Linked DNA regions of Homo sapiens: regions 2, 3, 4, 5, 6 and 7 are each linked to region 1. A link is a loop called in an ENCODE intact Hi-C map of the cell type or tissue named here. Cell type or tissue: endothelial cell of umbilical vein. All regions are shown on one strand.

What was found. Peaks named below come from ENCODE experiments on the same cell type or tissue, not always from the same donor. Only the 100,000 strongest peaks of a DNase experiment are listed, where the experiment ranks them.
Region 2: it touches region 1 in a loop (2.9-fold over the local background); 28 of 110 quality-filtered maps call a loop at or near these places.
Region 3: a loop joins it to region 1, with 8 times the contacts of the local background. A loop is called at or near these places in 3 of 110 quality-filtered maps.
Region 4: a loop joins it to region 1, with 8 times the contacts of the local background. A loop is called at or near these places in 8 of 110 quality-filtered maps.
Region 5: a loop joins it to region 1, with 9 times the contacts of the local background. A loop is called at or near these places in 21 of 110 quality-filtered maps.
Region 6: a loop joins it to region 1, with 6 times the contacts of the local background. A loop is called at or near these places in 11 of 110 quality-filtered maps.
Region 7: it touches region 1 in a loop (6-fold over the local background); 13 of 110 quality-filtered maps call a loop at or near these places.

The regions. Positions count from the first base shown.
Region 1 is chr2:207,332,953-207,336,952 of GRCh38, forward strand. It overlaps LOC105373851 (a long non-coding RNA gene), which reads left to right and starts at 1,408. Exons shown (of 4, transcript XR_923809.3): 1 at 1,408-1,730. RefSeq lists enhancers at 1,311-1,360, 1,621-2,030. In endothelial cell of umbilical vein, no CTCF peak of the experiment used is centred here; DNase peaks (open chromatin) are centred at 1,869 and 3,819; H3K27ac peaks cover 3,562 bases.
Region 2 is chr2:206,979,826-206,983,825 of GRCh38, forward strand. No RefSeq gene overlaps it. Among named protein-coding and RNA genes, the nearest start is that of CPO, 42 kb to the left of the region's middle. RefSeq lists a silencer at 2,013-2,162. In endothelial cell of umbilical vein, a CTCF peak has its summit at 2,065 (motif pointing right); a DNase peak (open chromatin) is centred at 2,096.
Region 3 is chr2:207,132,251-207,136,250 of GRCh38, forward strand. The region is part of intron 1 of KLF7 (KLF transcription factor 7); the gene reads right to left. Among named protein-coding and RNA genes, the nearest start is that of MIR2355, 24 kb to the left of the region's middle. In endothelial cell of umbilical vein, no CTCF peak of the experiment used is centred here; DNase peaks (open chromatin) are centred at 1,861 and 3,251; H3K27ac peaks cover 4,000 bases.
Region 4 is chr2:206,798,964-206,802,963 of GRCh38, forward strand. No RefSeq gene overlaps it. Among named protein-coding and RNA genes, the nearest start is that of MIR3130-1, 18 kb to the left of the region's middle. In endothelial cell of umbilical vein, a CTCF peak has its summit at 1,733 (motif pointing right); a DNase peak (open chromatin) is centred at 1,748.
Region 5 is chr2:207,471,799-207,475,798 of GRCh38, forward strand. No RefSeq gene overlaps it. Among named protein-coding and RNA genes, the nearest start is that of CREB1, 56 kb to the right of the region's middle. In endothelial cell of umbilical vein, CTCF peaks have their summits at 1,547 and 3,291 (motif pointing left); DNase peaks (open chromatin) are centred at 1,503 and 3,283; H3K27ac peaks cover 553 bases.
Region 6 is chr2:207,393,454-207,397,453 of GRCh38, forward strand. No RefSeq gene overlaps it. Among named protein-coding and RNA genes, the nearest start is that of MIR1302-4, 130 kb to the left of the region's middle. RefSeq lists an enhancer at 931-2,130. In endothelial cell of umbilical vein, no CTCF peak of the experiment used is centred here; a DNase peak (open chromatin) is centred at 1,648; H3K27ac peaks cover 2,185 bases.
Region 7 is chr2:207,224,786-207,228,785 of GRCh38, forward strand. All of the region lies in intron 3 of MYOSLID-AS1 (MYOSLID antisense RNA 1), which reads right to left. Among named protein-coding and RNA genes, the nearest start is that of MYOSLID, 13 kb to the right of the region's middle. RefSeq lists enhancers at 901-1,010, 1,131-1,240. In endothelial cell of umbilical vein, no CTCF peak of the experiment used is centred here; no DNase peak of the experiment used is centred here; H3K27ac peaks cover 336 bases.

The DNA.
Region 1 (4,000 bases):
ATAGGTATTTTCCACTTGCAGCTAGCATCTTAACTGTATATCTAAAACTGACATTTGCAAAACCAAACAGGTGAGGGGCCATATTGGCTCTGGAAAAGAATTCACATCCCTAATACACAGAAAATATGATTTATAAAAATCCACTTTTTTTTCATAGAACCATTCAGGAGCACAGCATTGATAGAAAGTGAATATTCCTAGACTCTAACATAAAAAAAAAATCTAGTCAAAATGTATCATACAGTGTTGTTGAAAGAAATTGCACATACATGTAGAAAACAACTTTACATTGAAAAAAATCTTTACTGTTCATGGATTAGGTTTTACCTAAAGCCCTATTACTTGCAGTTGTGCTCATCCCACAGATGTTTACTCATAATCTATCTTGCTCTTTATAAATCAAGTCAACAACTATTACATGTCTTTTATGGACTCCAAATTTCAAGAACTCTGTGAGAGGCATACAAACAACATATATATAACGCACAGCTATCCATGACATGGATTTCAACTGTATCCCCCAATAACCCAGGTTCTTCAGGTCATAAATGGATGGGCTTTATCTTCTAACAATCCACACGATCTGTAGCAGATTTTCCAGATGGTAAGCAATGGAATGACCAACTGTCCAGGTTTTCCCAAGACTGAGGGAGTTCCTTGGTTGTGAACGTTTCAGTACTAAAACCAAGATCTCAGGCAAACCTGGATAAGTTGGTCATCCTAGAGAGTTGAGGGAGAAATGACATCATTCAATTATATCAGTGTAGTAATCACATACTTGTCCTCTGCTTCTTCCTTGTCTTTCTTTCCTTCCCTTCCTATCCCATCTTACTCTCTTAGGATAGCTCTATGGCACAGTGACTAAGAACCAGATTGTGGTTTCCAAATAGATACGGGTCTAAATTCCAGCTTTGCCATGACTTTTTAAAAATCTTGTACAATTGACTTAACTTCTCCAGTCCTGCTTCCTTACTAGTGACACATGAGAAAATGCATATGAAGTACATACCATCATGCCTGACACATACATCATGCTTTATACATGTTAGTCACTATTGTCTCTGGATCATGCCCTTATGGATACTTCCAGCTTCCAGGGTTCTGGTTCTAATGAGACCAATATCAGGGCATGCTATGGATCAACAGGAATTAAACCTTCCCACCGCAGTGCATTTGCAGAGCCCTATGCAAATCAATCCTTTGACGTTTCATTAATGAGAACGCAAAAAGTAGGTACAACTGAAAGCAAGAAGTAGGTATAACTGCAGCAACATCCTGATTACCCAGAATTTTTCCAACTTTTCTCATCCAATCTCTTCAAGCAACCCCCTTGCATTATTGTTCCCATATGCTCGACACCCAAGCACATAGAGACATACGCATCACATAAACACACAGAGGGACACACATACACACAGAGGTTTTTATATGGCTGAGCTGGGAGAAGCCAAGTAAAACACTTTTTCTTTTGTTTCTAGACTATTTAGCAAATACGAGGAAAATGACGTGGCACTGAAGAGGGGACTTAGAGAGACAGGGCCAGTGGGTGGAGGAGGAGAGGACGTGCCGGGAAAAGAATGCAGAAAGGAGATTTTTTTTGGCCACAGAGTTTTTGCTAAAAGCAGCTAGGAAGCCCCACGGCTCCAGTGTGCGTGAACTCCTGGTAATTTCCTTGGGGAATCCCGCCTCAGAGAACCTCTACCCCGAGAATTAGGAGGAAGCTGAGCTAGGTGAGTTTCCAAACGGAGGGGGTGGGTGAGTGACTAAAGGCCTGAAGACCGGCCCAGACGAGTTTCCCAGTGGGCGTCCCCTGGCTGCTCTGACAGCCACAATAGGAACTCAGTCCAGAAGAGGGGAATGCCGAGGCCAGGGACGATTCCTAGTGTTTTCCTTTGTCTCTCAGCTTCCTGTGTTTGAAATGAAGGCATCCGAGGCTCTCTGTGGCCACTCTTGTCTGGGATTCTTTCCTCAAGAGGTGTTCTTGAATTTGTGAGAACTGCCAGGAAATGGCGTGAGTCATGTCTTCTTAGCAGACAATATTCAGCTTTAGAAATTCCCAGAGATATGACTTGTTTATAGGAAAGGAAACAGGGCTATTCTGAGCTGCCAGGGGAAGAGGAAAGCGCTGCTCATTTTTTAAAATATCGTGTTGAAAGGTCATACACGCGGCCAGAGTGCCAGCAAGAGCCCGGTATAGACACTGATGTTAGCAGTTCATTTGCCTACATTTCAGGCGATATTTTTGAGCGTGGCATTTTAAAATGCGAGTTCCATGGCATTGAAATTCCACTCCCAGTCTTAAGCCCAAAGGCATGAGCAGGGTCCAAGGCGGAGTCTTGGTTGGAGGGGTGCGGCTGGGGTGTTGTTAGGCCTGGCTGAGGGGAGGGGAGGAGCATATACAAAGACACCACCTTTCTCTACTTTCTAATTTCACATTTCTTGAGCAGCCAGCTGATTTTTGTTCCCATATTCCATGCTCCTTCCTCTACTGTCTTTTCTTCATAGTGTTAACAACTGCCATGTCCATTGTCCTTACCTTAAAGGATTGTTCAAAGCGGCCAACTTTGGAAAATGTGTCCAAGGAGAGAAACTCGGGGGGATTCCTACTCCTGCAACCCTTGCTTCTGGCATTGGACCACCTTCTTGTGCAAAAAGTTTGGTCCTGAAATGTTTGAACTCGTAAAGGCACCGTTTACACATCTGTCACTGTTAGCAGAGCCAGTCAGCTGACCACAGAGATTGATTTCCAAGGAGAAAATAATCCACTGAGTATTCACTGATACAACAATAATTAGCCAATGTGATAATTTCATAGATACCACATCTGATAAAATCAACACCTTTTCCTAATTACAGAGTAAACATTTCAATAGGAATAGAAGGATGCTCCTTCAATGTGATAAAGATGCTCTTGGCTTAAAGTAAATAAAGATTATAATTAATTGGCAAACATTGAAAATCAGAAACAAACACAAAGAATGTCCTTTAGTATGATTATCACTGTTTCTGGTTTTTGTTTGTTTGTTTTTTGGGGTTTTTTTGAGACAGAGTCTCGCTGTGTCGCCCTGGCTGGAGTGCAGTGGCACAATCTCGGCTCACTGCAACCTCTGTCTTCCAGGCTCAAGCGATTCTCGTGCCTCAGCCTCCCGAGTAGCTGGGACTATCAGCTAGCATCATTATCACTTTAGATTCTCTGGTTAATGCAGTAGGTTATAAACACAAAAGGAATAAATTTTTGTGAACTAAGGTACTAAAGTACATGAAAATCACACAAGTATAAATCTGAAAAAGTCAAAAGAATTAACTAAAAGCTTTCTTTATTTTAAAAAAGAGTCATAAAGTGGCTTGGAATAAGATAAATACCTAAAAAGCAACAGTATTTCTATATACTGGCAGTAAACAGATAGATAATATAAAGCAAAAGAAAAGCTATTCAAATAGCGACAAATATAAAATATTTATAAACTCAATAAGAAATGTATTAAAAGTTTTAAAACCTTGATTGGGGGATATATTTTTAATAATTAAGAGGAAGAGTTATATTTTTATTAGATGGAAAAATTCAACATAAAGATGCCAAGGCTCCTCAAACTTACTGAAATAATTCTGTCTAAAGATCCAACGGGACGTTTCTTGAAGGTCATTAGAATGAACACTGACGAATTGCTAAGCTTAGTGCTTATCTTATTAAAAACATTCAAAACTATAAACAGGAAAACTAGCAAAATGCAAATGTTCTTAGGGATCAGCCTCGTCAGATATCAGAACCTATTGTAAAAACTGAAACTGTGTTTGATGTAAATATAAAAATATAAAGAAAAAGAAAATAATGAAATCCCCTGAAACAGACCCTGTTATATACATATGTGTCACATTTTATAGATGGCCTCATAGTTCACAAAGTTTTCCACTTGCATTATCTTTTATGCTTCAGAATCATGCTAGGAATCAAGTCGTATTATTACCCTCAGTCTTAGTTCTGAAGAAACTGACACTCAGA
Region 2 (4,000 bases), 350 kb before region 1:
GTGGATAAGAGGACCTACCTTACACTGCTGTTGGGGAGATTAGGTAGGTTAACGTTTGTAAAGTGCTTTGAATGATGATTTTCCATGACAGAGTGACTTGTCCACCCTAGACCACCTACTCTAATCACAATGTAAGAGCTTAGTAAATATTAGGAGTTAAGACTATTAATACTAATGATACTGTCAGAAAATGTGGTGTCTGATGCTCCTGCCACAAGAAAGCCTATGTTCCCAAATCACTTTCATTAGGGTTTTTCTCTAGGGCTAAATACAGAGAGCATGTCCAAACAGGTGCTATGGCAGAACCCTGATTCAGCTTTGTTTTCCCGGAGCTGAGCTGAAGCAAGGTGTTATCTGAGCTTTTCAGATGTGTGTCTCTGAAGGTCCAGGATTTTCAAAAGATGAACGTTTAAATCTACTTTCAGTGTGAGGCCAGGGAACAGAAGAGAAGTGGAAATATCCTTGGCCATTTCTTGTAGGTGCCCAACCCAGGGATCTGCTTATTGCAAATATTCCTGTGGCCCCTCCTTTCTCCCCAAATTAACCAGGATGCCCAAAACTTGAACCCAGGCTTGCAAAGAAAACTAGCTACAAGAGGCATTTTTAATTAAGTGCTGTTAAGATCACTTTGGCAGTGGTGATGGGGTTTCACAGATATTATTAAATAATAGAAAAAATGTGTATACATTTTTCTGGAAGAAGCATACAGACATTTTCACATTTTAAAAATATTTTTCAAAGAGTCTGTAACCCCCCTTTCAAAAGATAAGAACTGCTGACTCAGAGGGATACTAGTTGAATTTAAGCAATTCAGGTAATTAACTGAAATCAATCAATTCAATTAATGAGAATATGTTCTTATTTGCCTGATAATCATATTTTTGTTATTTTAAAGGAAAGCTGTTGATAGAGAAATGTTATCCCATTATTTTTCATGATGATGGGACTGATATCTCCCCAGATGTATTTTTGCTTTTCTAGCCAAAACCTGACAGCTAGCCTCCTCTAGTCAGCAGGGTTGCTTCGAAGACACAGTTGTGTGTGCTGGTCTTCATTTGCTGTGAGTCTAAATGGAAACCTATAGGTGCTTTTCTGTGTCTTTGGTGTTTTCTGAAAATATCTCATTAGACATCTCAACATGCTGGTAAGGTGGAATCTCAAACAATCACCACATAGCAATAGGGCCGAAGAACTCAGGGCTTCCTCCACTCCAACACTCTGCCTGTGCATGTGACTTCTGCTCCAAGTCCTTGGTCCAGTCCTTAACCCATTTATGCCTGAGGTTGCAATTTTTTGAATTTTTGCCATCAGACCTTGGCAATGACCTTGAGCAGTGGGATATAAATAACTTCCACATGGTTAGCGTTGCAATAATGGAACGCTAGGCATAATGATGTAAATAATGTTGGCACTTCTTCCAGAGATCCCGAGGGCAGGATCCTACTGGTGCCAGGCACTCATTTACAGTAAGCAGCGTCTGTTACCAGCCTCAGGAGCAGAAGGTGAGAGTAATGATCACGGATCTCTGCACCAGTGGCTTCCCCAACCTAGTTACTTGTTTGTAATTAAGATGACAATGCAGCCGGGTGCGGTGGCTCATGCCTGTAATCCCAGCTCTTTGGGAGGCTGAGGCGGGCAGATCACTTGAGGTCAGGATTGGAGACCGGCCTGGCCAACATGGTGAAACCCTTTCTCTACCAAAAATATAAAAGATGAGCCAGGTGAGCCAGGTGTGGTGGCTCATGCCTGTAATCTCAGCTACTCGGGAGGCTGAAGCAGTAGAATCGCTTGAACCCAGGAGGTGGAGGTTGTAATAAGCCGAGATCATGCCACTGTACTCCAGTCTGGGCGACAGAGCGAGGCTCTGTCTCCAAAAAAAAGAAAAAAAGAAAAGACAATGCAACACATTTTCACTTCCTTCAGGAATTAGTACATTCCAATTTGAAGGGACAGGAGAAGATGGCTAGGTGTGCCCAGATCTTGGATTCTAAAGACAGAAGGCCATGAACAAGTGCTTGTTTTCTGGTTGGTGGCATTGGAGGAAGGATGATAGCAGGCGCCGCACACAGAGGGTTTTCCAGGAGGTGGCAGTGCGCCCTAAGGCTGGATCTTGGCTGTGCCTGCCTTGTGTATCAACCAAAGAATATTGTAATTGAGACATAACATTATAATGCATTCCAGACCACACAGCTACTCGAGTGTCACCTCAAAATGCTTCTTACTAGTTTCAAAGTCACTGTAACCAGGGTAGGGAGCTGGAAGCGAGGTAGAGGGTGGGAAGAAATGGGAGGGAGCTCTTGGAGACAAATCCGGCAGCGACACTTAGCATTGCTGTGAATGGAGTTTCAATACCATCAGACCAGGAGATACCCTGATGCATATTTACAACTGCTCCCACGTTCACCTCTGAAGACCAATAAAAGAAACTGAAGGACTCATATTGTCTCCATTTTAATTCCCAGGTTTACAAGAAATATTTCATTATTCTAATTCACAGGGAAATAAAGCATCTTCCCTTTTTAAATGAAAGGTCTCCTTGTTCAGGGTGAAGAGCAAATCAAATCAGTCTCTCCCCTGAGAGGTAAGGTTGGCCCCAGATACCAGACTGTGAGGTGAATGGCCACGTGTGGATGATGGTGATGGGAGGAGGGAGGAGAAAAAAGAACACTGGGTGTTGACCAGATCGTGCGTGTGAAACACACATAAGAGATGTATTCACACGGAGTCCATCACAGGCAGGGCAGATTGACTCTGTAATTTCCAATGCCTGACAATGACATCTCGGGACAGACTAAGTGATGGAGGAATAAGAGGGAGGCTAGGCAGGTGTCTTTCCCCTGCAATAGGCTGTTGGCTGGGGTGCTGGTTTACGCAGGCACATTTACAGAAATGAAAGAGCTGGATAAGATCAGAGCAAGGAGTGCTACAATGACTCCTTAGTGTTGTCACATCGTTTACTAGACACATTTCTCGCTTGGGAGCCTGACTTCCTGTTTACACAGTTCTTATTTGTATTTTTTTGTTTATAGCTCCTTGGACTTAGCCAGAGACCTCCATATGGATGAGAGAAGAGTAAAGTCAGCCAGGTGGATTGCTTGGGAAATCTGTGCAAATGAAAATGATACTTAAAGAAAAAAAGCCCAGCCTTTAAATGCCTTTGAATTCATCCAGAGTCTGTATGTGGTTTCCCTTTAATTTAGAAAACTAGTTGCTTTCTGATTTCCTCAACCCTCTTGCACTGGAACTTTGTTCTATATTCTCCGCAAATCCCTTCTTCTGCAAAACTCTCTTTATTCAGCTCTCTTACCTAATTCTAAGAGTGATCCATGTTGAGAACGCACAGAAGTAGTGTTTCCATGCCTTGCTGGTAGCAATCAAAATATACCTGCCTTTCCCATGGCCGAGTGATGTTTTTAAAGCTAAAAAACAAAGCAGACAAACAAGCAAAACATTTACACACCAAAAAACTGGTTTTCAGTGCTGGGGTGATGTTCTTCCTATGGCCCTCTGCCAAGAGGCCAGGCCTTCCTAGCAGCGACCAGACTGCTTTCTGGACAAGTAGGGAGAAGTGCCTATTTTGCAGAGAGTGGGAAACCATTCACCAAGTGCAGAACTGGGTTATTTAATGGGGTGGTGGCAGCTCAAGAAAGCTCATCAATAATCAAGTGAGGGGGGCAGGAAGGGGAAGACTGGAGAATTACTGAAGCAGGTGGGCTTTCAGCATGGGGACTCAGCAGAAGGCAGGAGTGGAATGTAGACTCCTCTGGGCAGCGCAAGACACAGAATGTTCAGATTCCCACAGAAGAGTAATGTGCAAGAGGTGAGATGCAGTACATTCCCTAGAGGCAATGAAATCATCAAGAAAACCTATAAACATTATGGTGAGGTGGCAAGGTCCTATAAACAAAATAAGTACACATTGGATAGATCACAGAGAAAATGCATGTTAACTCTTTGCAACCCGTACAATAACAGGAATCCCAAACAGAGCACACAGCTA
Region 3 (4,000 bases), 200 kb before region 1:
AACTCCATGAAATAACCAGGGGACTACAACAAATGTTAAGACTGCATTGCTTTCCACTGTTTCTCACATCTACTGGTTGCTAGAGCTGAAACCAAGTTATATATTTCCCTCTGGTAATTTGTAAATTTTGAGAGACAATGCTGTGAAAACTAATTTAAATCTAAACAAACATGAAAGCTGAAAAATTTCTATCAAAACCTCTTCCATGTTTCTCTTCTCCTATTTTCAACAAACAAAGAAAATATTTGTTTGCATATGTTTCCTTGGGGAGGTGGGTGGTGAGGATGTTGGAGGGGGAGAAAGGAGACAAGATTAAAGGCCTGGGGAGAGGGTGATGTCTTTGAAATTACTTTCCCCAGGCACATGATGCAAAGCAGCCTCAAATACCCCTTTCATCTTCCAAGGATTCCTTAGTTGCAGTGCATAAAAGAAATTCCCAAAACAACTCAAATCTAAATTAACCATCAAAGTGAGCTTTAAAGTCACATAACCTGGGCAGAGCTGGTAGCTATGGCCCAGGCCTCACACCGCTTGAAGGAAGGCACTGGGTTCCCCTACACTTCCAACAACTTGGAAATGCATTTTCCTCATTCATTATGTCTGTGATCCTCAAAATTCAATGCGACCATTAGGGACATGATGGCCCATGCACAGAGAGGCTTCTCTAACTTGGTTTAGAGTTGTTTTTCCAGATGTTACTCTGCAGGACATACTGACTGGGAGTCTGTTGGCCTGGCCTCTACCCACAGTTGCAGAGAGCCCTTAAGAAGAATTGCTCACTATTACTTGGCCACTGGACTATAACTAAATTACAGCTTCTGAATAGTCAAGAGACAACACTGCTTATGCAGAGCTGGGGCCTAGAAGATGCTCCTGTATGCTATCCCCTCATCTCCTATGCCCTCATCTCCCAACCAGGCCCCTATTCAGGTTGGCACTCACTGGTGGAAATCCCACTTGTTACATACAGATTGAAAGCAAGTTCCATTAGATGGCCCTGCTTTGGTCATTACACTTCCACGGACAAAATGAAATTCACATCTTAAAGAGTCAATAAAAATAATCCTACCCATACTACTGGGAAGTGCAAAGGGCTGGATCTGCACTGAAAGTGAGATTTAAGAATGAGAAAATGCAGGAGAGACACTCCAATGGGAAAAACCCATCACATCCCATGACAATGGCAACCAGTCGGTCCCTGCTCCAAAAGGAGAGGACTCTAAGCAGTTCGTCAAGAGCCCAAGGACGTGGGAGGAGGCCTCTTTTCAGAGGAGTGATGGCTTCCTAAGAACAACAATGGCCCTGTCGCTTTTTCAGCTTCCCATTAATTTTCCATAAAGAGCAGTTTTCTTGACGAGCGCTTGTGTCAGGCAGGGCCTGATGCTTCAGAAACCTGTAATTATTCTTGGCTCCCCACCCCCTACAGCCTCTGCACCTGTGTCAGTTCAAGGCACCAGCTGGCCATGTCTTGCCTCCTGCCTCTTAAGAGGGGGAGGGGGGGAGCCATCATTGAAAACCCAAACTCACATTACTCGCCTCTTCTTCCAAAATGCAACAACAAAACAAAAATTTTAAACTCACCAATCTCATTCCTCCCCCCAGTGGATCTTGCCAAAGGAAACAAATAAACATTAATTGGCTAGAGAGCCCTCATTCAAACCAAAATTACTGAAAAACACAGTAACAGGGAAAGGTCTGACAAGGCATTATTAATCCTGTTTTACAGCCCGCTCTTATGCACCCCCACCCGCTCCTGTTAACTTTGCACACACACTCACACACCCTCCTCAAACTCCCTGGGCCCCTTTACACTCACTGGCCAAGACGGGAACATGCCGAACCAGTTACATCATCTCCCCTTCCTCTCCCAAATCACTTGCACAGGCTGACTCGGGCTACTGGGATTTTTTTTTTTTTTTTTTTTTAAAGCAAACTCATTTCATTGGCTCCTTCCTGGAACACAGTCATCTCCTTCTCAGTTGGGTTAATTAATATACCCTTCCCCTACCCCCATAAAAAACACACAGACACATACGATTACTTCTTGTACTCCAAAGCACAGCTGCACACGTGTACAACGTTCTCTCTCTCCCTCGCAGCTTGAATTTCCCAAGAATAACAGGTTCAAAGCCCATTGGGCCCTCGGTGGCAGATGCAATTTAGTGGCTGGTAATCATAGAGGATGCTTTCAAAACGGAGAGCTTTGAGGAACTTCCACTGCGGAATGTTAAAGACAAGGTGGGGGCGCTAGGAGGAATGTTTCTTCTACTCAGAATGCATAAAATGGCAGCCAAAACCATAATGAAGTCAAGCCCTAAGCTGTTTTTCCTGATATGGATTGTTGTACTGTTACTTGAGATACTTGGACTTGATTTCCCACAATGTTTAAGGTGGCTGTGTGGGTGTGCCAAGTGCCACTCACTCCAATTAAAGAAACAGACTGGCCATTCGCATACTGAGAGGCAGAAGAACAGGGACCCAAGCATTGGCCCTGGAGCCAGACTGCCTGGGTCCAATATCAGGTTACACTACTCACTAGCTCAATCCCCCTGGGAGAAGTTAACCCCTCTGTGCCTCAGTTTCCTCACCTGTAAAATGGGGTAATAGTAGTACCTACAACGCAGAAGCATTGTGAGAGTTCAATCAATTGACATGCCAAGTACTTGGAAGGGCTGGGCATGCACACTCTGTATGTTGTAGCTATTCAATAACTAGTGTTATTTTTCATTACACTTCCAGACAGACATAAAGAAACCTATCGAGGGCATGGAGATGGAAAATAAAAAATACCAAATAAGTTTCCAGGGGAAGTAAACCTGTTGGATATAAAAGTTTAAGTAAGCAGGGGACTCTGAGTTGGGAAGATCAACCCTGACTAGCTGGGTGACTTTAACTTCAATGGGCTCAGTTTTCTCATCTACCAGCTGAACTTCCAGGGGCCCACTAATCTGGAATTCTATGAGGAAGCAAAACAGTAATAGGAGAGTGAAGACTGAACAGTAAGAAAAGCTCATTCAGAACAAGTTCAGAGGAACTGATAGATAGCTCTGCTGTCATTGAGTGGTTAAAAAAAAAAAGGGTTTGGAGAACCTGGAAGAAAGTGGTCTTTGAACCCTCCTCTGACAGGGACCTCAAGGCCTTTATTAAAAGCCCTAAGACACTCAATAATCCATGTTTACAGGATGCTATGAAGGTTTAATTTCCTGCTTCACCATGGATACAAGCCTCACAACATCTAAAACGTAAACTTCACAAGAATGTGACTCTTCAAAGATACCAGACCTGTGCCTGACTTGCAGCCTGCCTCAAGCATTTGTCAAATGAATGAATGAATGAATGAGTAATTGAATCAACTCCCAAACAATCAAAGTGAAAGTCAACAGTGATCACAATCCTGGGTAGGAAGAGATTCAAGAGTATCATGAAAGCCAGAAATTCTTCCTTCTTCACCAAAGGAACATCAGAAGCAGTGTGCATGTGTTTATTACCAACATTTCTGGTAGAACACGTCAGTATTTTCAGATTTAACTATAGGTGTTATTTACTTGTCTCTAACGTTTTTCATTTGGAAAAAAAAAAAATTAAATGCTTACTGTCTGGGACAGATCCGGATTTCTAAACAGAGAGGCCAATTTAGCTTCACGGGGTAGCCCTGAGAGTATGCACCTGTGTTGGAAGTAAAAGCTGTCTCCTTGCCCTGGAGAATGCCCTCTCCCTCTGCCACTTCCTCTTTTCTCCTCTGGCCTCCAGAAACCACCAGGAAGAGAAGCAATTAGGATGAGTGAACAAAACGCTATTTTCAACTGTCATTTTTTATTGGTGAAAAGAACTCTGGCCTGGGAATCAGGTTCAGCGCCTGCCTTTCCCACACCACCCCTTCCCTTTCCAGCAAACTACTGAATCTGAGTAGAGAATTCACTTCCTTCCCTGAAAAAAATGGATGAACCACACTCTCAAAGACTCTTTCTGGCTCAAACTTCTTGCTGATAATCCTTCAGTG
Region 4 (4,000 bases), 530 kb before region 1:
ATTAAGCTGAGTGGGTGATTAAGTTAACAATAGTAATGACCATGTATTAAGTGCCTACTATGTGCCAGGCACTGTGCTAGCATTTCACACCCATTATATCATTCAGTCTTCACACCCCTGTTTGGTGGTTATTAATGATTACTAATATTCATTTTATAGATGAATAAACTGATACTCAAGGCCTTAATTGCCTTTCCTAGGGGTGCACAACTAGAAAAAAGGCAGAGCCAGATCTGCACCCAAGTCCTTCTGACCCCAGAGCTCATGCTTGTATCATCGCACCAGTGTTACTCAAGCTTTCCTGGTGATTACAGTCACATGTACTTGACAAAACCACAAACTGTTGGGCCTGTCCCAGTGATACTGAATCGAAATTTACTGAGGAGGGACCTGGGAGATTACACTGCTTGAACAGCATGGTACCGGGGAACCAGAGATCAACTTCAACCCTTCTGTTAGCTCTTAGTGGGCTGGTCAGCTGGATGTAGAAGCTAAATTGACAGCAGGCAGATTAACAAGAGAAAAATGTATAAATTTTACTAGTTTTACATGTACTTGGGGATCTTCACAAGAAAGTGAAGTCTGAACAAGAGGCCAAAGTAAGATATTCTTATACTTTTTAGACAAAGAATGATAAATTTGAGAAGAAACAACAGGAGAAAGAAAATCTGGCTAGGACAGTAAAATTTTCTAGGGGAGTCACAGGAGATATATGAGGGGGTGTAAAGCAAGTGGAAGATAAAGGTTATTTTGTTCGTAAGTTTGTTTATTCGGGTTCCTTGCAGCCTCCAAGTCTCTGGTGATAAGGGCTATTTTCTCATCCTGGTATGGATAAATCTCAGGGCCTTCGAAGAGTATCCGTCCCAGAGGATTCTTTATCCCTTGCTCCATACAGGAAGATATAGATCAGCTCTTCCTTTCTGAAACTAGAATTTCTCCATTGTTTTCCATTAGAAATAATCAACATACAAATTTTGGGATGGCACATCCTTCAGTCCTCCAATGGTATCTACCATATTTTTTTCAAACATATAACATACTTTAAGGTAATGAGATTAGGTCGTGCAGCTCACAAATAGCTCTGAAGGCAGTTCCTATAGCAGAGACTCAATTGTTATGAGCATTAGCTATTGGCATGACAGAATAGGCTTCAAAGTGACTTCTTTGAAGGACAAGATTTATTTGAATGTTCTGCTTTAGAATCATTAAAATGAGCACCCTCACTGCCATGTTGGCTCTACGCACAGTAAGATTAGAGAGACAGCGTTTTACAGTGAAAAGAGTAAGTCAACCCTGGTTTGGGATCTGGATAAATTGCTTAACTTCTCAGAGCCTTAGTTTCTTCATCTGTAAAATGGATTACTACCCAATTTGAAGGACTATTGTATACATTAGAAATAACTATATATGCCTTGTCATGTAGTAGATGCTTATAGCAGTTCTTATAATAATAAAGCGAAGTCCCCGTGGTGTATTGTAAATGTGAACCACACTCCTCAGCAGTGATCCTTGTGTGCTAAGCTAGTGGACCAGAGTTTCCAGCTGAAGTAGATCTGGAACCGAGTCTTGAAAAATGTGTGTAGAGAAGCTTCTGTACTTTTCTTATGTGGATGGCAGTGGCGAGGGGGCGGTGGCGGGTGCAGCTGCAATACTTAAAAAGGAATTCTATTGTGGCAATAAATGAATATGGCAAGAAATGAGCCTGGCAAGAAATGAATGACAATGGCCCCTAGGTGGTGCTGAATCATCATGGAAGTGGAGGCTGGACACTTGGCATTTGCGGAGGTGACTTCCTTCTGGTTTGAATTTCAAATAAGAGCAGGACAGCTCCTTGGGATGTCTGGGAAAAAAGACCAGGCAGAAAAGAGTCTTTTCACTAGGAGCGGGTGCAAAATACTCTTGCCTGTGAGGCCTCTTCAGGTCTTCGGTTTGCTTTAGTTGGAAACAGGAAGCAGGGTCAGACCAACTTGTATTCATTTGCTGAGAGCTGTTGGAGCTGTGACTGATTCTGACAGATCAAATACCATTTATAACACTCCTGTGGGGGACACTTTAACCGGGGATGTTAGTGCTAGCCCCTCCAGAGACTAAGTATGTTTGCGGGATGTGAGGACCCCTGGAATATACAAATATGCATGCTAATGAATTTTAACAAAAATAACCCATTATTGTTTTCTGTGCAACACTGTGCATTTCTCAGCTACACCTGTCCTTTCCAACCTCAATTGCTGGGCAACCTATTTTTCTTTCGGCATCAGAAGCGATAGCATCTGGGAAGTGAATCTGATGAATTCTGCCTGGCAACCAACATCTTTCCAACTGCCAGATCCTGGGGTAAGAAACTGAGATGCTCTGGAGCTGGTTCAGGGCCAGAACGCACCTGTCCTTGAGGGCCTGGTGATGGGGGAAGGAGGCTGGCCAAATGCAGAACTTCTGAAAGTCCACTTCCTGAGTTCATTTCCATTTTGGCAAAATGTGACTTAGGTTTCCAAGGGAAGGAGTTTACATGTATTAAAATGTCTCAGTGGCTGAAGTTGCTTTGTGTCCTCCGCTAAAGCCTCCTACCATCGATTCCCATCTCCAACACGTTTTCAACTGTGGTGTTTTGGGAAGGTAACCATAGCAACTAATCTTATTCAGAAATGACTGGACCTAGGCAGTAAACGGCAAGGTAACCCCATGGTAATTTTCAGTGGAAACCCAATATTGATTCTAACAATTGTACAGGCTGAGCACTGTTAGCTATTTACTAAGCACTGTTCTCCTTTAAGACATTTGATTCTCACAACCCTGTGAGGTAGTCATCATTATCCTCTCTAACACTCGAGAGTTGGCCCATGGTTGTGCAGCTAATTAAATCTGCTGGACCCTGAAATCAGCTTTTTTCTCTTATACAGACTCTGCCTTCTAAGGAAAACTGGAGAGACGCCTTCCGGTGTCTATTTTGCAGGTAGTAAAAGTGAGTCACAGAATCATGGAAATTGTTCAAGGCAACAGCAGAGCTGCAGATCCTCTGCCCTAATCCCAATAATGCCTTTCTGTTATATGTAGAGCTTTAGAGCTCTCAAGATTATCTCATCTATTGCTCACAGCGGGTCTTTGTGATGATTATATCTATTTATAGATGAGAAAATTGAGACATGAAAAGGTTAAATGGCATTTCTCAAGGTCACCAATTACTATATTGAAGAACAAGAAATAAAATCCGTTTCTAATTCTCTGCTGCCTTACTAGATGTGGTGCTTTAAAAATATTTCATCCACTTATCTGTTTCAGAATGTATCAGATACATTAGGTACCATATATTATGTGTGGTTGACAAGATTTTCAGGATTAACTTTAATTCACCAGAGATAAACTTTATATCTAATGAGATCATCTTTATGGAAATACTGTTTATGAGTATAAATGTTTTTATGTGAGAATTATATATTCTAATGAATCTTTAAAAATCCATACTTCATGTGCTATAGATGCAAAATCATAAATTTATCTCTGTAAATTGCCTAAGATGATGGTAGAGAAGGGTGTTATGCTTAAAATTTTTAGCGCTGTAAAAGCTACAATAGTCTCAAGAGAAAAATGGTCAGTAATCTTTAACAGAGCCACCTGCCATGCATGGGGCCCAGTGTATGGAGAGGAAGGGTGGGGGCATAACCCCAATCCCACAGGGTATGTTCGGTGGCTTAGATTTGTTCACTCAGTGGGGTAGAGGCACAACTCATGAAGTGACACCCAGAAGCCTGGACTCCAAGTTCCTTTGAGAGCTTGATGTAGACCCTTCAAACATTGGTCGGGGGTGGGAGTGCGAGGTGAGAGTAGGAGGTGTGGGAAGGTGACTGGAGATAGAAGCCTGACTCTTGCCTGGAAAAGCCCAAAGGCAGAAGGCTGCCTGGAGCTGCTGCTGATGGCAGAGCAAAAACAGGTGGCTGTAAGAAGGCTTTTGGCTTCCAAGTTTTGCAGGGGAGAAGGGATGGCATGGATGCATAATATTTCCTGT
Region 5 (4,000 bases), 140 kb after region 1:
CACAACTGTGAAACTAAAGTCTTAATGAGAATTGATCCAGCAAACAAATAGATCCAAAGGGGTAATAGGACTGATATGGATCTTTCATGGGAAATTGGATGTATCATGGGAAATAAGGAGTCATAGAAAATTATGAATGAAAAATAAGCATAATCAATATACGATTAGAGATGCAAGGGGAGTGGGTAATGATTCCAAGGCACTGACTGCTTTGTTTCACATCATGATGCTCATCACAGGAACCTATGTGCTCCAGACTGGGCCATGCAATTATGACCAACATGCTAGCTCCCTATGCTGACTGGCTGGACTGAATTAATTACTTTTATTATTATTATTATTATTATCTTAAGGAGACAAGGTCTGGCTCTATTGCCCAGGCTGGAGTGCAGATCTGGTGTGATCTCAGCTCACTGCAACTCCACCTGCCAGGTTCAAGCCAACCTCCCGCCTCAGCCTCCCAAGTAGTTAGGAATACAGGAGTGCACCACTGCTCCCGGCTAATTTTTGCATTTTTGTAGAGACAGGGTTTCACCATGTTGCCCAGGCTGGTCTCTAACTCATGGGCTCAAGAGATCTGCTTACTTCAGCCTCCCAAAGTGCTGAGATTACAGGCATGAGCCACCATGCCCGGCCTGAATTAGTTACTTCTTCAGCTTCCTCGTCTTCTAGCTAAAAACCAAGATCACACCTTCAAATGCTATGATTTCACATTTACATTCTGCTCTTTTTCTTTCTGTCACGTGATCCTATCTTTAAATTTGGGAAGGATGGGGAGAGAAGGCTGTTGAGAGATGTTGCATGAACATTCATCATACAAGCCCATGAACCTGAGAGAGAATTCAGCAAGAAAAGTGAGACCAATAGGTTTGTGTGGAGCCTTCCTGTGTGGGCCACGCTGGGTTGGCCACGCTTTCCTTTGTTGCAGATGACACCTGGCTAGTGTCCTGTCTAGGATCCCAAATTCTAACTAGGTTTCCTCCTTCATGAACTGTTGGGTTTTAGTTAATGATTCACCCCTTCAAACACTCAGTTCTGACCCAGGACTGACTCAAGGCTTCCCAAGTCCCTGCTCGCAAATAACAGAATTCTTTGGAAATAAGCTCTTTTAAGAAAGTCTGTCCTCGCACTGCAATCTGAAACGTAGCAATTCGGCCTCTCCGGCCATCTTCATCTGTGTGTTTCTTGCATACAGAATTAAACTGGAAGGTCAGAGCCATTGTCTGTCTCTAGATCCGATTTCTTGCTTCGTAGTCTGGCGGGGAAGTGCTTTAATCTGGTATATTTACATTAGTCCTACTAACACATTTCCAAGTTCTCCAGCTGCCATGCTACGTGAACCAGGTCAAGTCTGGGAGGGAGAGGTTTGCTTTTCCTTCCTGTGACCTCAGGACTGATTTAATTAAACATCTCCTCCAGCCCCGATTTATAGTCTGAAAAGTGTTCTCACAGAGGCCCTTCGATGTGCTCTGCTTTTCAATTAGCTGAAATGCAATAAGTTAAATCGAAACACCATTCTGAGTGTCTGCTGCCACCCTGAGAGCAGTTGCAACAAGCGCATTCGTCTCTGAGCATTTAACTGCAAAGGGTTTAGATAAATGAGTGGTGGTTTCCTTTGGTAACTTAGCACGGTTCTGTAAGACAGATGAGAGGATTGCTGAGTTCCTCCCTGAGCTCCTGGGGGCTGCCAAGCTATCTCCCTGGATTCCCACTGTGAGGAGGAAATAACCTTTTAAATCTTATTTTATAAACACAAATTCTTTTTCTTTAAGATTAAAAATAAGAAAACCCATTTAACACATGGGGTAGGGGGGCTGAGGAAGTGAAGGGGAAAAAAGGAAAAAGGATGTCACAGTGGAACTGTCCTAAGCCTGTCCCTGGTGGCTTTTTGTTTTACCATCAGGCATCAGATGTCCTCCCCAGTTTGACAATCCTGACCCCCCAACCTGCCACCTAGGAATGAATGAAACCAAATTTCCCATAGGAAATGCTCTCTGCTAGTCTCTCAAAGGCTTCAGCCTCAAAATGAAATCTGACAAAAGAAACAAATTAGATTAAACTGCAGCGCTAAGGGCTTTGGATTGCTCAGATAAAAGAATCTACAGAGAGTTGTTAGGACTGAGCACAATCATCTTCTGCAACTTGGAGAAAAAATCTGAAGTCTTCCTTCCTACAGCTGTTCTTGCTGGCCATGGTGCAGTTTTTTTTTATCATCATCTAAAGGCAATAAACAGATGGTGGGAGATGGAAGGGCTCACGAAGGACCACAACCCGCGTGCCCACAGAAGCCGGGCAAGTAATATATGTGGACAAAACTGATCAGTGAGGATTTTTATGTGAGCTCTCCAGATTTTTAAATGTTGACAACTCATTCAATTAAAAAAAAAAAGAGTCCACCACTGTTACCGCAATGTTTACTGAGCACTTTCTATGTGCCAGGCACCTTATGAAATCCATTATAAAGTGCATCCTCACAACAGCACAGTGAGAGGCAGATGCTGTTATTACCTTCAGTTCATCTATGGGGAAAAGCAAATCTCGAAGTGGCAGAAGCAGCCCCTGCCCACAGCTGGGGCCCTGTTTCTATTTACTACCCTAGACTGCTTACCAGTTCTGTAGATGGCCGGGCGCGGTGGCTCACGCCTATAATCCCAGCACTTCGGGAGGCCGAGGCAGGTGGATCACGAGGCCAAGAGATCGAGACCATCCTGGCCAACATGGTGAAACCTCGTCTCTACTAAAAATACAAAAATTAGTTGGGCATGGTGGCGGGCGCCTGTAATCCCAGCTACTCAGGAGGCTGAGGCAGGAGAATCACCTGAACCCGGGAGGCGGAGGTTGCAGTGAGCCAAGATCGCACCACTGCACTGCAGCCTGGGCGACAGAGCAAGACTCCAGGGGAAAAAAAAAGTTCCGTAGACAAAGAAATTGATGCTCACTGGGATTCATGTGGCCAGAATCATAATAATAGTCGGGTGATTTTTTTTTTTTTCAAAGTAAGTAAACTACAGAAACGGAGCGTAGAGCGTAAAGAAGACATGCTGGAAAAGACAGAGAAATATAAGAAAAATATGTGTCATTGTTCCACGATATTTAGCCTTGTCCTAATGGTTGCGCAGACGAAGAGATTAGAGTTTTTATTTTAAAAACTGTGAATTTAAGCATCAATGATGCTGTTTCTATGATCATTCCCTGTGATTGAAACCAAATGGTGAAACAGCCTCACGAAAATGTCTGAGGTTCAAATGCAGTCGCCATTCTGTGTTTGTGTAGACAATGCTGCCCTCTCGTGGCTAACTTCTGAATAGAATTATTTTGTGATTAAAATCAGAACATTTTTACGTTCTCTATTTTCCCGAAGTATTCTGTAGAATGTTGCATCCATTTGCATCGCATATGTGATAATAAGTACATTACTTACATAGCACAACACCTTTGCATATTTTATATCTAATTTGGGATCGAGTTTGTATTATTTTTGCGATTGTTTTATAGGGCACTGGAAGAAATGAATGGAAAAAAATTATGATGCTACTGGGCTCCTGAACTTTCAGAATTCAATTCCTCAGGGAAGAAATGTTTTCTCATGACAGTAAACTTCGAAGAACTCTAGGACAGAAAATGTTTGCGTCTCTAATCTGAACATGATCTTATAGAAATGACTGTCCTCTTCCATTCTAAGGAAAAGGGTTTAATATTTGGAGGAAACAAGAGATCAGTTCATAAATATATTTTTAGGTAAAAACATGGTTCATGGTTGTGCATAGAAAATCACTTTCTGGTTTCCTGCAGGGCAGGAATTACAGAGAAATGACAGACCAAGAGGAGGCTATCAATAAGAGTTACCATGCCAAGGGTAGATGCTGCAAAGCAGTTTTCTTGGACCTGAGTGACAACTCCTGAACCACTGAACAGAAGCCTGCTGCCTGCATGCCTGTGTCATGAGCCCCCGTGCTGTGAGAGGACACACCTACACAGGAGCTGTGATGTGAACAGTGGG
Region 6 (4,000 bases), 61 kb after region 1:
GTTGCCTCGCAGTAGAATAAAATATATGCTCATAAAACTCCATATTTTTGCCAGTAATTTCATCAATAAGAATTCAAAAGGGCTTTGAATTTCCACCCTGGAAATAATAAGGAAAAGGAATTAAGAAGTCATTCTGAAATTCTGAGCACACACAAAACTCTAACGCCTCAAGTTCCATTAGCAGCTTTAAAACTGGCTGGTGGAGCAGACATTAGAATTGCTTTGCATTGGTTTATTTGTATTCCCCGGTAGTGTTATTAGTGGCAATAAGAATTACTTGCAAGCAAAATGTACCACTTGTAATGCAGATTCACATTTAGTCAGGAAAAGACTATTTAAAAAATTCCAAAAGACTAAGTACATTTTAAAATAATTTGCACAGAAGGATTTCTAACAGGATATAGATTGGTTGGTTAGTTGGTTGACTAGATTAAGATATACCACCAGGTTCTTCCAGGATGGTACAATGAGGATTTAATGCAGAAGAAATGGTTGATTTTACTGGTTGAATGATTGATCAGCACAACTGAACCTTAGTGATTGAAAATGTAAAGTGGCACTGGTGTTCCTATACCAACTCTTCTTCACTGATATGAACCCAGGACCAAAAGATTTTATCCGTTCATTTAATAAATATGTATTTAGTGACATATATGTGCCAGTCAGGTTTTGTGTGCTGGACATATAGACAGCAGAGAGCAAGACAGTCAGGCATGGAGTTTACATTACACAGATGGCGAGTAGGGGCAGAGTAGACAATAACCGAGTTAAAAAGCACAGATAATTCCAGATAGTTGATTCATGTTGTAAAGACAACTAAACCTGGTGATGTGTCTGTATTGCATAGTCAGGAAGGGCTCCTGAGGGGATGGCATTTGAACTGAGGCTTGAGTGTTAAAGAGAAATACCCAGGCAAAGGTCTGGGAACAATAACTTTCCAGGCAGAAGGGAGAGAACACAAAAGTCCTAAGTCAAGGATGAGTCTGAGGTTACAGAAGGAAGGAGGCCAGTGTGACTGGACCATAGCCAGGGAAAGGGGTTGCGAGGAGGTTAGAAAGGAGGGCAAGGGCAAGTCATGGGGGGGCTGGAAGACCATGTGCAGCAGGATGGCTAGCTGGCTGGCCACCAAGGATTCAGACTGCCCTCCATAGCGCTTTTCACTGCCTAGAGAGCATCTCCCTGACAGAGACTACATTTCTCACTCCCCCCACTAGCTTCTAGGGAAGTTCATGTGACTCTTAACTGAAATTAAGGCTGTTGAGACAGAAATAATTTGTGAGGGTCCCCCCGGGAAGACAGGCCAACAAAGTTGTGTGTGTGCCAGAGGCTGCTACAAGCTGGAAGGCTTTTATGGGAAAGTTTAGAAGAAGGGAGGAGGACTCCTTATACCAGAGTTGTCCTGTTCAGTGGAGGCTACAATACAGAGGTTACAATCATTGGCTGCAGGTGACATCATACAGGCTAAAATGTGCTACGTGCAAGACAATCAGTAAAACTTCATGATTCAGAAACAAATCAGCAAAACTTCGTGATTCAGAAACACATCAGCATCCTTTTCACTGTCAGTAGGATACGTATTAATCAGTGTGTTAACAGTTTGAAGAACTCACAATAAGATTCTTCACTCAGGACAGGATATACTCCATGAATCATAAGACCTCCCCCGGGGTGGGGTGGTAATTTGGAAGCCTGCCAAATGTGGCCTGTAGGTTATCATGACCAGTTCTCATCTGTGGAATGTGAGTTGCTGTAATGGGGTCATATTAATGTTACAGCAGTTAAAAAATGGGTGTGCCTTTTCCATTCTCTCTTCCTCCATCTGCCAGCTGGATGTAGAAGGCTCTGAGGCCATAGCAGACGACACGATCACAAGAAGAAAAAACCTGGGTCCCTGAATCACCATGTGGAGGAAAATTGCTCAAAACCAGGGACACGTGCACCAAACTATTACCTGAGCCAGGGATATGTTTTCATGTGTGAAGGAAGCACTGAACATTAGAGTTGTATTCACCACCACAGCCAGTATCACCTTAACTAACATGCCACAATAAGGAACTTGGATTTTATTCTAAGTGCAAGCAAATGCCACTGGAAGGTTTTAGGGAGAGGAGGAAAGTGAAGTGGTTTAGGTGTTGAAAGACCACTGTGGTTGCTATGCAGAGCCTAGGGGCAAAAGAAGCTGAGAGAACACTGAAGCGGTTTCTGCCTTAATCCATGGAAGGACTGGCAGATTGGTGAAACAGAGGAGGTGGAGAGGAATGAAGTAATCTGAGATCAACTTTGAAAGCTGAGCCAAGGATTTTCTAGCTGATTGGATGTCAAAGGTGAGGGAAAGAAAAGAGTCATAGGAGACTCCTGGTTTGTGGCTTGGTGTCATTTCATCTGGTAGGAAAGCCTGAGGAGCAGACTCAAGGGAGATATTCTGAGTTTAGTTTTGGTGGTGTTATGCTCACTGTTCATAAGAAACCTTAATCTATTATCTAGTGGTTGTGCAAATATATATATGTAAACACATACACATATATATAGCCTAAGAGAAACATCTAGTAACTTCTTTTACAACCAGTGAAGACAGAATACTACACCATGGAATACTATGCAGCCATAAAAAATGATGAGTTCATGTCCTTAGTAGGGACATGGATGAAACTGGAAATCATCATTCTCAGTAAACTATCGCAAGAACAAAAAACCAAACACCACATATTCTCACTCATAGGTGGGAACTGAACAATGAGATCACATGGACACAGGAAGGGGAATATTACACTCTGGTGACTGTTGTGGGGTGGGGGGAGGGGGGAGGGATAGCATCGGGAGATATACCTAATGCTAGATGACGAGTTAGTGGGTGCAGCGCACCAGCATGGCACATGTATACATATGTAACTAACCTGCACAATGTGCACATGTACCCTAAAACTTAAAGTATAATTAAAAAAAAAAAGAACACGCACATAATTAAAGTCACTGATCATTAGCTTTTCATTACTAAAAGTATAGCAACATTAAATAACAAAATTAAAGGCTGAATGAATTGTATGATGAATCTGTGAATGACGAAGTTCTGTGTCTAACAACACTGTTGTCAGTGCAAATATTGAATCAGATATATTTTAAAAACCAGTTACCATTCTTTAAGCTTCCTTTTCAACTCACACCGACATGAATGTATATTATCCAAATGTGGCAAACTATTCGAGGCTTGAAGGACTTTAAAGATTACCCAGTGAAATCTTCTCAATTTAAAAATTATACAACCAAGTCCCATATAAAAATGCTTTGTCTAAGGTTACAAACCTGAGCAGTTCACCTGATATGAAGCTCTGTGCGAGTTAATCCAATTCTCAGCATTAAGATATCTCAAAAACATATGAGAAATCAGAATCGCTTAAGCCAAGAATTGCACACAATATGATTCTCTTTATAGCAGGTTTTCTTCACTAAAGAATATTTCAATGTAAATATTAACTGTTCAACCAAAAGAGGTGTCAACATGAAGAATACTGAACTCAAATATTATTCAACAAGTCTACACTCTAATATTTACCTATCTAATTTTGTAATCATATGTTTTGAATTTGGTGGTAAAAGGTATGATATTAGAATAAGAAAGGAATAAACATCTGGGCTTTGGAAATGCCTTGCTTCACCTATAAGGATCACGCAGAAGAATCTGGAAAAAACATTGAAGGAATGTGTGTAGTTATACTTTATTTTTCACTAAGGGAACATGAGACATTTAGTGCCACAAATTGTTTTTGTATCATGACATGGTGTTAACTGAGACTTCATCTGACATCTCCAAGACTAAAACCAGAAGAGTTACATGTCCCATATTTCAAAGACCCTCCTTGCAGGACTAGCGAGGTAAGAAGTGGCCCGAACTGGTCTGGGAATCTTAGCCCATCATTCACAGCCTGCTGCACACAAGAGAGAAGATTCTTCAGAGAAATTCATGGGAGTGGGTTTTCCAGTCTCCATTTCCATGGAAAAGGAA
Region 7 (4,000 bases), 110 kb before region 1:
CTCTTGTTCAGATGAATTTCCAATTGGAAATGTCATTTAAAGACAAAGAAAGAGCTCTGATGACTTAAGGAAACCAAATCACGCCTCTTCTATGAAACTTCCTCCTCCTTCCTGCCCTCCTCCAAACCCTTAGATGCTTTTCTCACTTCTTGCTTTTAATCTTTCCTCTCCTCCTGCCCAATCACTTAGCGTAAATGGGATGGAAGTGCTAAGTGGCTGCTCCCTCCCTCCTCTCAGCTGTACCACATTTGGGTGCTCCTAAAAGGCATCTCCCAGGCTGCTGTTGGCACCAAAGTCCTATGTTCGCAACCCTTTGCTTAAAACTAAAAGACAAAGCATGTGTTTAAAAGATGGCTGAGACACATGTGTGACTACTCTGCCCCCAAAGAGACTATAGCAGTAAAAAGTACCTGGTACAGGGTCAGAAAATGAATAATTCAAACTTTCCTCACATGCTGAATTAACCTTGACTTATTTCATGCCTCCCCGCCCCCATCACACCGATTTTGCTTCTCTCTGGGCTGGAGTGGGCTGGAGTCATTCAGGTGTACATTTTAATCCCTCCTGGAAACTTCTGCTCTATTTGAATCACAGAAAGTGAGAGCGATTGAATAAGTGTGAGCTCACTGCCCTGCAGGAAGGGGTGTCGTGTGGAAGCCCACAGTGACCAGTGCTTGGGGCTTTAGCCACACCCGTGTAAAATGACCAGGGATGTCCTTTCACTAATATTGCCGGCCAGAGGCTAAGGTGACTTGGGATTTAGGAAATGTCCCTCTTTTCACAACACTCATTTTTCTTTAAAAAGTCTTTTTCCCAATTTCCTTATATTACCCCCAATAATAAAAACTGCCTCCTTCATTGCACCAAGAAAATAAAAACTCTTTTCTGACCCAGCTCTTGGAAGGCAGGCAGAGTAGGCACTCTTATCTGTTTTAAAGTCATCTCATATTCCACAATACAATTACAGAATGTGGTGGTATGTTTCTCCCTTTATGTTAGGCACAAAGCCATCCAGGGGAGCAAGGTCTATGAAATAGGAAAGCCCAATTTGCACCCACATTGTTTTCGTAGGGTCTTCCCCCGACCTGCTTGGCAGGGGGCGTAGAAGCTGGTCAGAAGACACATGTACAAGACCAGCTGAAAGGGGGATGTGAACACACCTGGGTACATAGTGTGGTTTTCTTGGTTAGGCTATGAAATAAATACTGTGTGTCTTAAAGGCAACGTCTTTAAAAGAAGACGACGCACTCTGAGGTGAAAGGAAATCTGGGTTTTGCTTTAAGAAGCTTGTTCTCATTGGTAGGGCAAGGCTCATTTCTGTAAGAATGCTCTCAGCACTGTCCCATAGAACTTTCTGGAATGATGGAAATGGTCTGTCTCTGTGTTGTCCAATATGAGAGCCACTACTCACATGTGGCCATTGAATGATTAACTTTTAGCTACATAACTGAGAATCTGCATTTTTAATTTTATTGAATTTTAATTAATTTTTATTTAAACAGCCACATGTGCAAGACAAGGTGACCAGACAGATCCTATTCTCTGCTCCCTTTGTTTGTTTGCTTGTTTATTTAGAGCCAGCCCTGAGTATATCTATTCCCAGATACTCCCACCAGAAATTCTTTCAGCATTATCAACAAGGAGGAAGGAAGGGAGCAGCTTCCTGGATTGGATTCAGCTTCCTGTAGGTGCCAGGCCTGGGAAAAGTGCTTCCACATATCAAACTCATTTATCTGTGGTTGAATCCTTACAACTCTGCTCTATGTGACACTCTGTCCTCATTTTATAGCTGAGGAATCTGGAGGTGACAAATTTTGGTAAGTGAACTAAGCAGAAATGGAGTTTGAGTCTTTGCATCCAATCAGATAACCTTTCCATTACAAAGAGATGGTGTTATTCCCAATGCTATCCCCATTTCACAAAGAGGGAAAACAAGTCACTAATTACAGAACAAAGACCAGGGAGAAGTGGTAGGCACATAAGTTTGTGGTCTTTGTGGCTATGCATATCTTTCAGATTCAAGTGTATGTTGAAAGTACTCAATGAAGGAGTGTCTAATAAACTTTCATTTCTTGGTATCCAAGGTGTGGCAGGCAGGCCTGAAATGACCAATTCAAAGTCCCTCTTGTTGCTACTGAAGCATGTTTGAGACCTGCGAGGAGGAGGAGGCCTCTATCAGAGCAAAGAATTTGGAGCTGCTTCCAATCTGAAACTTCCTTAGCGTTGTAAAAAGCACCCTTCATTCGAAATCGCTCAGTGCCTGGACTCAGAGAAAGTGGGAGAGTTACCAAGGCTCGGGTACGTCTAGCACCCCTAGCCACCACGGTGCTAACCAGGAGGGTGATGAGGAGAAAGCTTTTCTCTGCTGGTAGCCATTCATGCAAGAAGTTTCCTAGAAGGTGATGTTGATTGTAATTAGAGCCTCCTCTCTGGGCGGACGAGGGGGCGGGGCGGAGGGGGGGTGGTTGTCTCAAATCCCAGTCCCGCAAATGCAGCTGGTGGCTGGGAAGCTGCCGCCTGGCATTCTCTCCAGAGAGAGTCTCAGCTGCTCTTGCTGTCTAGAATGATCACTTGGTGTAGTTTCCCAGGGTATGAGGTGGGGGGAGGGGGAAGATGGCAGCTCGGCCATGACGCGGAAGGGGGCAGTGACCGTCATGCAGGCGGCTTTTCACAGCGTGTGTCTGCCCCTGCCCGGGCAGCAGACTTCAGTTCCTCCCTGGTCCCTTGCTGGCTGTTCACTTTCTACACCAATGGGCTCTGAGGTGACAAGTTCAATTCCCAGCTCTGTCAAACCTGCATTTTCTTCCCTGACCTACTTTCCCCACTCTGCAGTGTTGGAACAATGCCTCGCTCTGTTCCCTGTTTAGACCCATCTTTTGCCTGCGCTGGTGCAGAAGCCCAGGCCTTTGCCAGGCTTTTTGCCTTGAATCCCTGACAAGTGTTGATGGGAAAATAAAAAAAGAGAAGGGGGAAAAAAATCCTTGCTATAAAACAGTCCAGCTCTCCCACAGATGCCCAGACTCCGGAGGGAGTGAAAGCTTCTCAGCAGCAAGGAAAGAAATCAAAAGGTTGTGCTTCTCCTCTCATCACCTCTCCCCTCTCCCCAGCCCCCAAGGCACAGTGAGAAGAAACTGAGGCAATGCCAAGAACACCCCGACCTCATGAGCTTCAAAGAAGCTGCTGCTGCAGTTCCCGGTTCTGAGGCACCTCCAAGACCACTCTCATCCAAACTCTCAAAACACTCCCCTTGGGTGAGCTGTCCCTTAAAAGGAACAGGGCTGGGCCTTCACAAAGGCTCCTGTGAGACTTCTACCCCCTATGGGTCTGGTAGCACCAAGGGATTTCTCATGCTATGACCACAGACATCATCAAGAGGGTAGAGAGACCAAGTGGCCAGTGAATTGGCACACATGAAGATTCTTTGTGATCTGTAAAGAAAGTGTAAAATCTGCAACAAACTGTGGAATAATCTGACATAGGAAGAGGTGGATGGTACAGAAGAACAATAAAATAATAGCCAGCCTTTATTGACTGGTTGCTTCATGCCACTACTGCTCTGTGTGCTTTTACATGTATAAAATGCGTATTTGTCATAAGACCCTTTGAAACGGCCCTACTGTCACTCCTATTTTATAGATGATGAAGCCCAGGACAGCACAAGGCTAGTGAGTGGTGCTGCACCCACGGAGTCTCTCCAGAGCCTGCACCTCTTACCCTCAGCTCGCCCTCCCCTCTGCTCCATCTTACACTCCAAGAACAGCTTGGTGGGCTGTGTCCTCCACAGCATGCCAGCAGCCCCCTCCTCCCACTCCAGCAAACCCCAGCCAAGACCACTCTGGCCCTGTTCCTCCAAGTGAACCCGAAACAACAGCCTCCTCCAGAACATCCTCCCTACTTCAGTTACTCCATTAGTTTCCTAAGATAATGTGGGCAAACATTTCTCAAATAATCCCTGTGGACAGCTGCCCATGCTGGGCACAGATAGGGCCTTCCCTGAGCT